Regions from separate parts of the Homo sapiens genome. Here region 1 is linked to region 2. A link is a loop called in an ENCODE intact Hi-C map of the cell type or tissue named here. Cell type or tissue: heart right ventricle. All regions are shown on one strand. Each heading gives the region's core, and the rest is flanking DNA. Links, peaks and the distances in the headings are about the cores only.

Region 1 (5,370 bases), core at 174-5,173, 93 kb before region 2:
TAAGTGAAATTGATCTAGTAAATAATTGATCAGAGGCATGTGGTACTAAGCTTTTAAGGAGTGATGAGACTATCATAGACATTCTACTTAACTAATACTTTCGATTAGGGGTTAGTAACTGTGGCTGTGGACCAAATCCAGCCTGCTGCCTGTTTTTGTAAATAAAGCTTTGTTGGAATGCAGCCATACTCATTTATGTAATGTCTATGGCTACTTTCTCACTATAGCAAAGTTGATAGTTTTGACAGACTGTTGGGTCCACAAGGCCTGAAATATTTACTATCTGGTCCTGTACAGAATAAATTTGTTGACCCCTGTTTCAGATTTTAGACTTTTACATTGTAGATTAGGTTTTGGAGTGTTTATGAGGTGCATAAATCCAAGGACAGTAGCATGTGAGTCAACTTTAAACATAAGAGGGTGCAATGTTAATGTGGTTTTGATTTTTTAAGAAGGAAAGTCTTAATACTTAGAAGAGGGGCAGAATATAGTAAGATTCACAAGAATGATGCTTCATTAGGTAAGACTTTGTTTATTAAGATAATTTATGAGCTTTCAGTAGACCCCATGTTGGGAACACATGAAGCCAATATTTTAAAAGCAAATAATGTTGGTTAAATTAGGTTCTTGTGAGAAGGCAGTTTAAATTTTTAATCAATTTCTTACTTCAAATGGAAAGTTAGATATGAATTTTATACTTGGACGTTTATTCTGATTTAGAGTTTTGATTTTTTTAATTTGTATATAATCATAGGGTACAAGTGCAGTTTTACTACATTGATATATATTGCATTGTGGTAAAATCAGGGCCTTCAGTGTGCATCTATCACTGGAGCAATGCACGTTGTACCTACCAGAGAGCCTCCCAGCACATCGTACCTACGAAGCAACCTCCTATCATCCACCCTTCTCCTACCCTCCCATCCCTCTGAGTCCCTGTATTAGGCCATTCTTGCATTGCTATAAAGAAATATCTGAGGCTGGATAATTTATAAAGAAAAGAAATTTAATTGGCTCATGGTTCTGCAAGGCTGTGCAAGGATGGTGCTGGCATTTACTCTGCTTCTGGGGAGGCCTTGGGGAGCTTTTACTTATGGCAGAAGGGAAAGTGGGAGCAGGCATGTCACAGAGCCAGAGCAGGAGCTTTAAAAGAAAGAATGGTAGGGAGAGAGGTGCCTCACACTTTTAACAACCAGATCTCATGAGAACTCACTCAGTATTGCTACTACAGCACCAAGCCATGAGGGATCCACCGCCATGACCCAAACACCTCCCACCAGGCCTCACCTCCAACATTGGGGATTGCATTTCAGCATGAGACTGGGGCAGAACAAATATCCAAATCATGTCAGTCGCCATTGTCCTTCATTCCATACTCTGCTTCCATGTGTACACGTTATTTAGTTCCCACTTATAAGTGAGAGCTGCAGTATTTATCTTTCCTGTGTCTGAGTTGTTTCACTTAAGATAATGACCTTCAGTTCCATCCATGTTGCTGCGAAAGAAATGATTTTATTATTTTTTCATGGCCGAATAGTATTCCACTGTGTATATGCACATTTACTTTATCCAGTCCTCCACTGATGGACAGTTAGATTGATTCCGTATCTTTGCTATTGTGAATGGTGCTACAATAAACATACAAGTGCATGTATCTTTATGATATAATGAATTCTTTTCCTTTGGGTAGATATCCAGTAGTGGGATTGCTAGATCACCTGGTAGTTCTATTTCTGGTTTATTGAGAAATCTTCATACTGATTTCCATAGAGGTTGTACAAATTTACATCCCTACCAAGTGATTTTTTTAAATATGAAAGAATGGTCTGGAGAAATGCCCCTCATTAGTATCCCCCTTTTACCTCTCTACTGCAGAATGACTTCAAGGGGTACAGGTATTTACAAGTTTCATTATACAGACAAATTGAATATTGAAATTTCTGCATAAGAGGCACAGATTTTAGGATTCAAAGTTGTATGAACAAGGACAAGTGCTCTAGGGACTTGCAAAGCTGGAATTGGAAATCTCAGATGAAATACATTTCTAGTAGTACCACCAGCATATATTCTACTGAATTGGCTTTGTGATCATCATTAATACCTACTTATTAAAACTAATGAAAAGGGTTTATATCAAATATACTTTAAGGTATAAAAATCAAATTATAGGTAAAGCTGTTTTCTTTAGCATTTTAATTTCAAAACATAAAATAGCTACCGTCTATTGGGCATTTATACTGTACCAGACACTGTGTTTGTCACATTTCAAAAATGTTCTCATGGTAATGTTCACAATAATTCTGTAGGGTGAGAAATAGTCTTACCGTAGTAAGACTATTCAGTAAACGAAACCTCTGAACCTTGGAGTTCAACTTGCGCAAAGTTAGTAACAGGACTAGGACTTGAACCTGAACCATCACACTCCAGATCTCTCCATACCACACTGCTAGCACATGTGCCTGTCATCTTATTCCTGGCTCCTGTTATTTCCCTTTTTATTTCCTTTCCCTTCCTCCCACAACCCCTTTTTCCCCCCATTTCTTTTCTTTCTTTTTAATTGTTAATTACATAACTAATACATGCTTATCAGAACAATTGATATAGCACAAAAGGATATAAAGTACGGGTGAGTGATAGCTCATCCCTGTAATCCTAGCACTTTGGAAGGCCAAGGCAGGCAGATCACTTGAGTCCAGAGTTCGAGACCAGCCTGGGCAACATGGTGAAACCCTGTCTCTACAAAAAAATACAAAAATTTAGCCGGGCGTGCTGGCACACACCTGTAGTCTCAGCTACTCTGAGGGCTGAGGTGGGAAGATTGATTGAGCCCAGGAGGTGGAAGCTGCAGCAGTGCGCTGAGATTGCGCCATTGCACTCCAGCCTGGGTGAGAGAGAGAGACCCTGTCTCAAAAAAAAAAAAAAAAAAAAAAAAGTGAAAGTAGCCTGTATTTAGGCTATTAACATATACCATTCGGTTACCTGCCTTTTAGGTATATATCTATGAGATATATATATATACACATACATACAAAAATAATGTATGTATATCATAGATATCTTCCATGGCAGTGCACACACTTCTACCTATTATTTTTGACAGCTGCATGATGTGTTCCATACTACAGATGAACTTCAATTTGTGAAGCCATTCTCTATTGACTATTCTGTTTACTTTGGCATCTTTCTCTTTGTTGCAATTAAATAACTTTGTTTAATGAGCATCTGGTGTTTGCCTTACCTACACTAATTGAGATGATTGAAGTGTATCTAGTTTCAATTTTCAAAAAGCAATAGTTATGTTTTTTTCCATGACATTGAACAGTATTTTATTGAGTCTGATTTCTTGAATAATATTTTATTTCTACAATGTGAGCTCTCATGAGTCTTTTCTAAACTTTTTGAAAAATCTATCATCTTCCTTTCTCAGTTGTCAACAAAGATTATATTTTATATGTCAGTACTGATTAAGCATTTTTTAAGGATTAACTATTTCAATCAAATGTTTTCAATTAACACATAAAGACAATTTAATAGTAGATTTTTCATAGGTCTTTAGACTGTAAAATCTTGTATATTGTTAAATGCATATAGTGAAAAAATTTGAACCACAAACTGTCAACAAGTAATTTGTAATTTTTCCAATAGAGCATTAAGGTAACTAACATAATTCCTGGTGTTATAAAGAATAAAAAATATCATATCTAGCTAGCAAGAGTGTCTCTTACAAAGCAAGAAGAAAACCTACCCCTATGTGATCTCTTGTTCTGAGCAGGTGTGAATAAAAGAGGGACACTGGCAAAGTAGAAAAAGCATAAGCTCCTTCTAATCCCTTCCTGCCATTTCCTAGCAGAGAAACCCTGTTTTACCTTTCCTCATACACAGTATGAATAGTAAAACCTCTGTGACAATATTCCTGTACAAACAAAAGATTATTAATGTATCCACAACACCCAGAGTGGATCTCAATAAATGGTGGCTGCTATCGTGTTGCTGCCAAAGCTGCTACTCTGGCTTATGAGTTTTTAACTTGTTTTTTCTTTTTTTTTTCTTTTTTTTTTTTTTTTAGAGAAATAGTGATTTTTCTTTTCATGGTTTATAATTGAATGAGAAAATAAAATGAGTTTTTTGGATTCCAGCACTGATTGACCATGTTGACATAATTAAAATTTTCAAATCCTGTTCACTGGCTGTGATAGAGTAAGAATTTAGTTAAATCCCAAGAGCCAACCTGTCCTATTACCTTTAGAAGTGAATATACCTCCTGCCATCTGTACTTCCTCCCCTGCCCTTCTGTAGAGGTAGCTCTCTTCCCCACTGACTCCACACTGCACTTCCAACACTAGGGACCTCTCTGTTCAGATCTTACTTCACTTCCTGGCAGCGTTCAGCATCGTTGAGCCTTAACACCCTTTTCTCCTGACTTCTATGACATCATACCCTTCTGGGTTTCATGCTGCTTTCATGACCATTCCTTTTCTGGCCCTTTTCTCACTGCTGCAATCCTGCTGGTCTCCCATTCAGACCAGTCTCTCATACTGTTCTGGCTATTTTTCAAATATGTCACCAATACTTATTTTGGAAAATGTTATGTATTCCTGCCTCAGGGTCTTAACACTGACCTTTTCCTCTGCCTGTCTTTTTGTTCCCTTTTTGCTCACGTCTCACCTTTTGAATGATGCTTATCCTGACTCCTCTTTAATTTCACTACGGTAACCACACTCCTGAGCCACACTCTGCTTTTTCTTTCATAGCACTTACCACTTTCTAATGTACTACATCGTTTATTGTGTTTGCACTTGTCTTCTCTGATAGAAGCTCCCTGAAGACAAAGATCTGTTTTTCCCAAAGATACACCGAGCATAGGACTAGGCACACAGTTGGCATTGTTGAAGTCACAGAGTCTATCCGGTGCTGTGTGTGTGTGTGTGTGTGTGTGTGTGTGTGTGTGTGTGTGTGTGTGTGTGTGTGTTTAAGTCGCCTCGTTCACTTCCAAGGCTCTTTTTACACCGTATGCCAGTCAGCCATAAATCTTCATCTCCACCTCTTTCCTCATCTCCACATTCACTGACCTCTTCATATAGTGTCTAATATACAGTCAGAGAAAACAACTTTGCTGCCTTGCAGCCATTCTCAATTTTTCTCTTTCCTTCAGTTAACATCACCCCACCTCCCCTCCAGTCTGTCATCAGTGAGCCCTGTTGACACTTCCTCCCCTCCAAAACGTATCCCAAATCTGCTCACTTCTCTCCATCTCTGCCACACCTCTCGTCTTTGCCACCATCATCTTTCACTCAGACAACTGTGGCAGCCTCTTTGCTTTTCCCCTGCTTCTCCGCTCTTGACCCTTTACAATCCATTCTCCACACTAGC
Region 2 (5,370 bases), core at 205-5,204:
TTTGTTACTGATAACAACGTTTGAGTTTTCAAGCAAAAAATAGAATTTTGAAAATCATGTATCTGCCACCCTGAACTTGACAGCTTTCCGGTGCTTAAAGATTGGCGGTGATATTAACAGTTGTGATGTTTTTATATTGTATACTGACATATGTCAATATTTAGAACATTGCATAACTCACTGAACCAATATTTTCCAGATGACCAGTGTTTGATGTCACAAGATTCATTTAAAGTACAAATAGACCAAGTGGATATTAATGTAACAGAGTATCAAAAGTTCATTGATAAGGTTTCAGATATCACTTTGTAACTAACCTTTAAAAAATATCAGTTTTTTGAGCTATAGCGCAGTGTCAAAGATGAACATCTATAATTATCAAGAAAAACTATTAAAATTCTCTCCTTTTTTCCAACTATATATATTGAGGGTAGATTTTCTTCACATACTTCCACTAAAAGAGATTATCACAACAGATTAAATACAGAAACAGATACAAGAATCCAGCCAGACATTAAAGATTTGCAAAACTGTAAAACAATGCCACTCTTGCCACTAAATTTTCTTTTTAAGAATATAAAGGGATCCTGAGGTCAAAGAGTTTTTGAGAACCTCTAAACCAGATTTTAGAATTACTCTGTTCAGGCCGGGCAAGTGGCTCAAGCCTGTAATCCTAGCACTTTGGGAGGCCGAGGTAGGTGGATTGCTTGAGGCCAGGAGTTCGAGACCAGCCTGGCCAACATGGTGAAACCCCGTCTCTACTAAAAATACAAAAATTAGTCAGACGTGGTGGCATGCGCCTGTAATCCCAGCTACTTGAGAGGCTGCGGTAGGAGGATCTCTTGAACCCAGGAGGTGGAGGTTGCAGTGAGCTGAGATCTTGCCATACACTCCAGGCTGGGCAACAGAGTGAGACTCTGCTTCAAAAAACAAAAAAAAAAAGAATTACTCTGCTCATCCACATCATTATTTTTTTAGATGGAGCCTCGCTCTGTTGCCCAGGCTGGAGTGCAGTGGTGCTATCTCGGCTCACTGCAACCTCTGCCTCCCGGGGTCAAGCACTTGTCCCACGTCAGCCTTCCGAGTAGCTAGGATTACAGGCCCACGCCACCACACCTGGCTAATTTTTTATACTTTTAGTAGAGAAAGGACAGGGTTTCACCATGTTGGCTAGGCTGGTCTCGAACTCCTGACCTCAAGTGATCTGTCCACCCTGGCCTTTCAAAGTGTTGGGATTACAGGCGTGAGCCACCGCACCCAGCCCCACATCAGTATTTTATGTCAAGAAATGTTAGTCTCTATCATCTTTCATAAGCACTAATAGCAATTTTAAATGGTATTTCATAATAGGAATTTAAGATTTCTCCTTGCTGACATTGATAAGAAAAAAAAAACTTTACCACAGAATTACATTGTGCCTTTACTTTCCTAGCATGTCTATGTGCCTGACAGAAGGTCAGTGCCAGCTGGCCTGACTTTACAGTCTGTTAGTCCCCAGAGCCTCCAAGGGAAAACGGTGAGTAATATCTTTATTTACCATACCATGTTTTATTTATGTGCTGCACAGGAAGGTACATATCTAACATAATTTTTAAGTTTGAATTTTCAGAGGTTCTCCCAAAGAAAAAACATTACTGCTTTTGTGCAAGAGATGCTCATCAGAATTTGAAATCATGTAGCCATTTCAGTGTTTTAGTGGATACCTTTTCCTAAGTGTCTGACTGGCCAAATAAAAGATTATATTTTGAAACTTTATGGCCGGGCACGGTGGCTCATGCCTGTAATCCCAGCACTTTGGGAGGCCAAGGCAGGCGGATCGCTTGAGGTCAGGAGTTCAAGACCAGCCTGGCCAACATGTTGAAACCCCATCTCTACTAAAAATACAAAATTAGCCGGGCATGGTGGTGCGTGCCTGTAATCCCAGCTACTTGGGAGGCTGAGGCAGGAGAATCACTTGAACCCAGGAGGTGGAGTTTGCAGTGAGCCGAGATCCTGCCATTGCACTCCAGCCTGGGCAACAGAGCAAGACTCTGTCTCAAAAAAAAAAAAAAAAAAAAGAAACTTTATTGTATGAACTAGGTGGGTTTCTTTACTTTCATTCCCTTATCCTTAAAACAGAAGTTGCAGTAATTCATTAGTGAACAAATCCAGCAAGCAGTTATTTGTAGTCAAACTACCAGCGTATTAAGTTTTTCGTGTGAATTTTTAGATTAACTTCTTTAGAGCTGTTTGTAAAATAAACTGATTTACATATCAGCAGAAAAAGACTGTAACAAGCGTTCGATCAAAGCAAGTATTTACCATTACCATTTCATTGTCAGTGTTATGTTAATTGGAAAGGAGTTACATTAGCAGGACACTTCTTCTAGTTAAAGAGAAAAGATGACTTTTCCTCACTTCAGTTTATTTTAATGGTATTCTTTTATCAGGGGCACTGGCTTTATTGTCAGTAGATAACCTCAGTTTCTGTAAAGATGTGATTTTAGCACCTGTGTGTATAGTTGTTCATTATTTAAAATTCTCTTCCTGCAGTAATCAAATTCATCTTATGTGTTTTGTAAAAACATTGTTTTATTTTATCTTTTACACATTTAGATAAAATGAAATATTTCCTTGCTTTAAGCTTCCTGCAGTTTATTTGCCAAAGATTATTTGATTAAGACTAAGGACTTTTAAATGTGGGAATCTTAAAACATTAGATTGTTGGCCTGACAAATAGTCATTAATCATAGAGTAAATGCTAAATAGCATACCACAAATGTTTCTCTTCTGCCTTGCTCCCTCTAGTGGATATTTAGCCAAAATTTATTTACCACCACCTACTTTCTTTGGTCAAATGTGCCTCTTTATTTGGCCTCAAAATCTAAATAAAGTTATTGGTATCTTTCATCCTTTTGAAAATCTCTTAGTCTGTTTAGCTCCATAAATAATAAACCAGAGTTTCAGTATTCCTTGCGGTATCACTCTGGGTTCTTAGAATATCTAAATCCCTTTGCCCATCTTACCTTCTCCCTGGCAAGACCTCAAGTGTTGGAGATGATGATCATAAAACAAGGACTATCCTAGCATCATGAGGTCACGAGATAGGATTGGCATCAGAGCAAAAGCAACTGTTCTTTTTCTCTTACATGGTTTATTTAAATCTCATACACCAAATATTCTTTGACCATTTAATATACAGTAAAAAACTGTTGTCTCACCTGTGGATACCCAGTTTTATCTAAGGAATCCAATAGTAACTTCTGCTAACACTTTTTCTTCTGAAGGCAATAATTTTTAATATGATTTTGGATAATGGTTAAAAATGATTTCTGTTTTTGAAAAGAATTGTCAGAAAATAAAGAGCAATAGCAAATAAACAGAACGGAAGAGAGTTAATGCAATGCTGTCGTGTAGGCAAAACAAACCAATCTTGGGAATACTTTTTAGCCTGGAATTTTTAAGAGTACATTGCAGCACTCCAGTGAGGAAAGCCTGTAGCCTGCTTTCAGTTGTTAATCATAACAAAGCTCAGAGAAATACCAAGTAATATTTTATGGGCTATAAGAATGCCAATGATCATACTTTACTGTATTTCTAAGAAAAGTATATTAAATTGGCCCATTAAGGAATTTCATCCACTGTTGAAAATTTATTTTCCTTTGGATCACAGTCACCAATCAGGAACCAAAAAAAGGTTCTCTTCTTTTCCCAGAGTGAAGAAGGAGGGTTTATGTGCCCATGGAAACTCTCTTTTTCTTAAAAAATAAAACTGATCTTTTGGTCATAAAAAATGCTATATGAAAGCACTAACAGTGACATTTCAGAGTATAACTGGGAAGCAATTAATAGAACCCAGATCCCAAATTTAATAATGTGAAGATATCCAAGTTTTATTTTATTTTATTTTATTTTTATTTATTTTTTTATTTATTTATTTTGAGATGGAGTCTCGCCGTGTCGCCCAGGTTGGAATGCAATGGCGTGATCTCGGCTCACTGCAAACTCCACCTCCTGGATTCAAGCGATTCTCCTGCCTCAGCCTCCCGAGTAGCTGGGATTACAGTTGCGTGCCACCATGCCTGGCTAATTTTTCTTTAATCTTTAGTAGAGGCAGGGCTCAGGCTGGTCTCGAACTTCTGACCTTGTGATCCGCCTCCCTCAGCCTCCCAAAGTGCTGGGATTACAGGCGTGAGCCACTGTGCCCGGACTACATTTATTTTAATTATTTTATGTAGTTCTGTTAGAAAGTTGGACATGCAGGTATTTGTACTATTGCTGGGAAAAGGTGTAATTTTTTTAGATATCTTAGTAAAATATCTTTTAATAATTTTTTAGTAGCACTTATGTACAAACCTTTATAATGTTTTTTTGGCATTGTGCTTTTTTGTACTTAACATTTAAATGTTCTCATGAGTTCTGAGAAAATGCCTTAATTTACTGTTGTTTTGCTGTATCTTTTAAAGTAACACTGTTCCTTCTATTTCTCTAGATATCTATGCATTTATGTAGGACCTATCATCATAGTGCCTAGGCACTATGTTTGATGTCAACCATAAGAGGAAACTTGCCAAGAAATCTTGGTTTAATATCTGTCACTTAAGACAACAATTAATCTGTTTTCCACTGTTTGGATTCTTAAATTGTACTCCTTCAGCCAGAGGAGCTTACGCTGCTGCTAATAAAGCTGAGACGGCAGCAAGCCGAACTGAGTAGTATCCGGGAGCATACGTTAGCACAGCTCATGCAGCTAAAGCTTGAGGCCCACAGCCCAAAGGTCAGCTATGGAGAGATTTGTCTGTGTCGTCTGCCATCATCTCTTATTTTGAAACACTCATCAGTCAATATGATCAGCATCATTAGTGTTGAGCATGAGCCCATACCATCATTATAGTGACAACATTAGAATCTCCTATTAACCCTTTGAGAATTCAACTTATTTATACATTACTGAAAGAAAATACAGGTAGGGTGCATTTCTTCTTAGCCTTCTACCCCACCCGCTCACCCACTGGCTTTTGGTTTTGAGGAAGGCAATGCGTACAATACTTCATGTACGCATTAACTTCATGTTGTTACTCACTGAATACTGTGACTTCCATATCTGGTAAAACAAATATTGAGAAGTCCTATAATTTCCAATAAAACAATAAATTAAAAATTCATTATAGCTTTAATAATACTGCCTTTTAAATGTTAAAAATTAATTTTAAAATGTCTTATTTTTAATGAAAAGAACGAACACATAACCGTTTCTCAAAGGGTTTATAGCTCTGGTTATATAAGAAAGATCTTATTTAAAGAAGTAGTACTATATTAGAGGAAATAATTGACATGTAAAAGTTCTAACAGTCAGTTTGCTAAAGCTATTTTAAGGAATTTTTCTGCTTA

Evidence for each region. Hi-C counts contacts between places; a loop is a spot of excess contacts. Peaks named below come from ENCODE experiments on the same cell type or tissue, not always from the same donor. Only the 100,000 strongest peaks of a DNase experiment are listed, where the experiment ranks them.
Region 1: a loop joins it to region 2, with 2.4 times the contacts of the local background. A loop is called at or near these places in 50 of 110 quality-filtered maps.

The regions. Positions count from the first base shown.
Region 1 is chr12:19,192,765-19,198,134 of GRCh38, forward strand. The region is part of intron 3 of PLEKHA5 (pleckstrin homology domain containing A5); the gene reads left to right. Among named protein-coding and RNA genes, the nearest start is that of PLEKHA5, 66 kb to the left of the region's middle. RefSeq lists an enhancer at 4,785-5,285. In heart right ventricle, for the core only: no CTCF peak of the experiment used is centred there; no DNase peak of the experiment used is centred there; H3K27ac peaks cover 2,747 bases.
Region 2 is chr12:19,286,041-19,291,410 of GRCh38, forward strand. PLEKHA5 (pleckstrin homology domain containing A5) reads left to right here. Exons shown (of 32, transcript NM_001256470.2): 13 at 1,433-1,516; 14 at 4,637-4,756. Among named protein-coding and RNA genes, the nearest start is that of AEBP2, 150 kb to the right of the region's middle. In heart right ventricle, for the core only: CTCF peaks have their summits at 2,790 (motif pointing left) and 2,998; no DNase peak of the experiment used is centred there.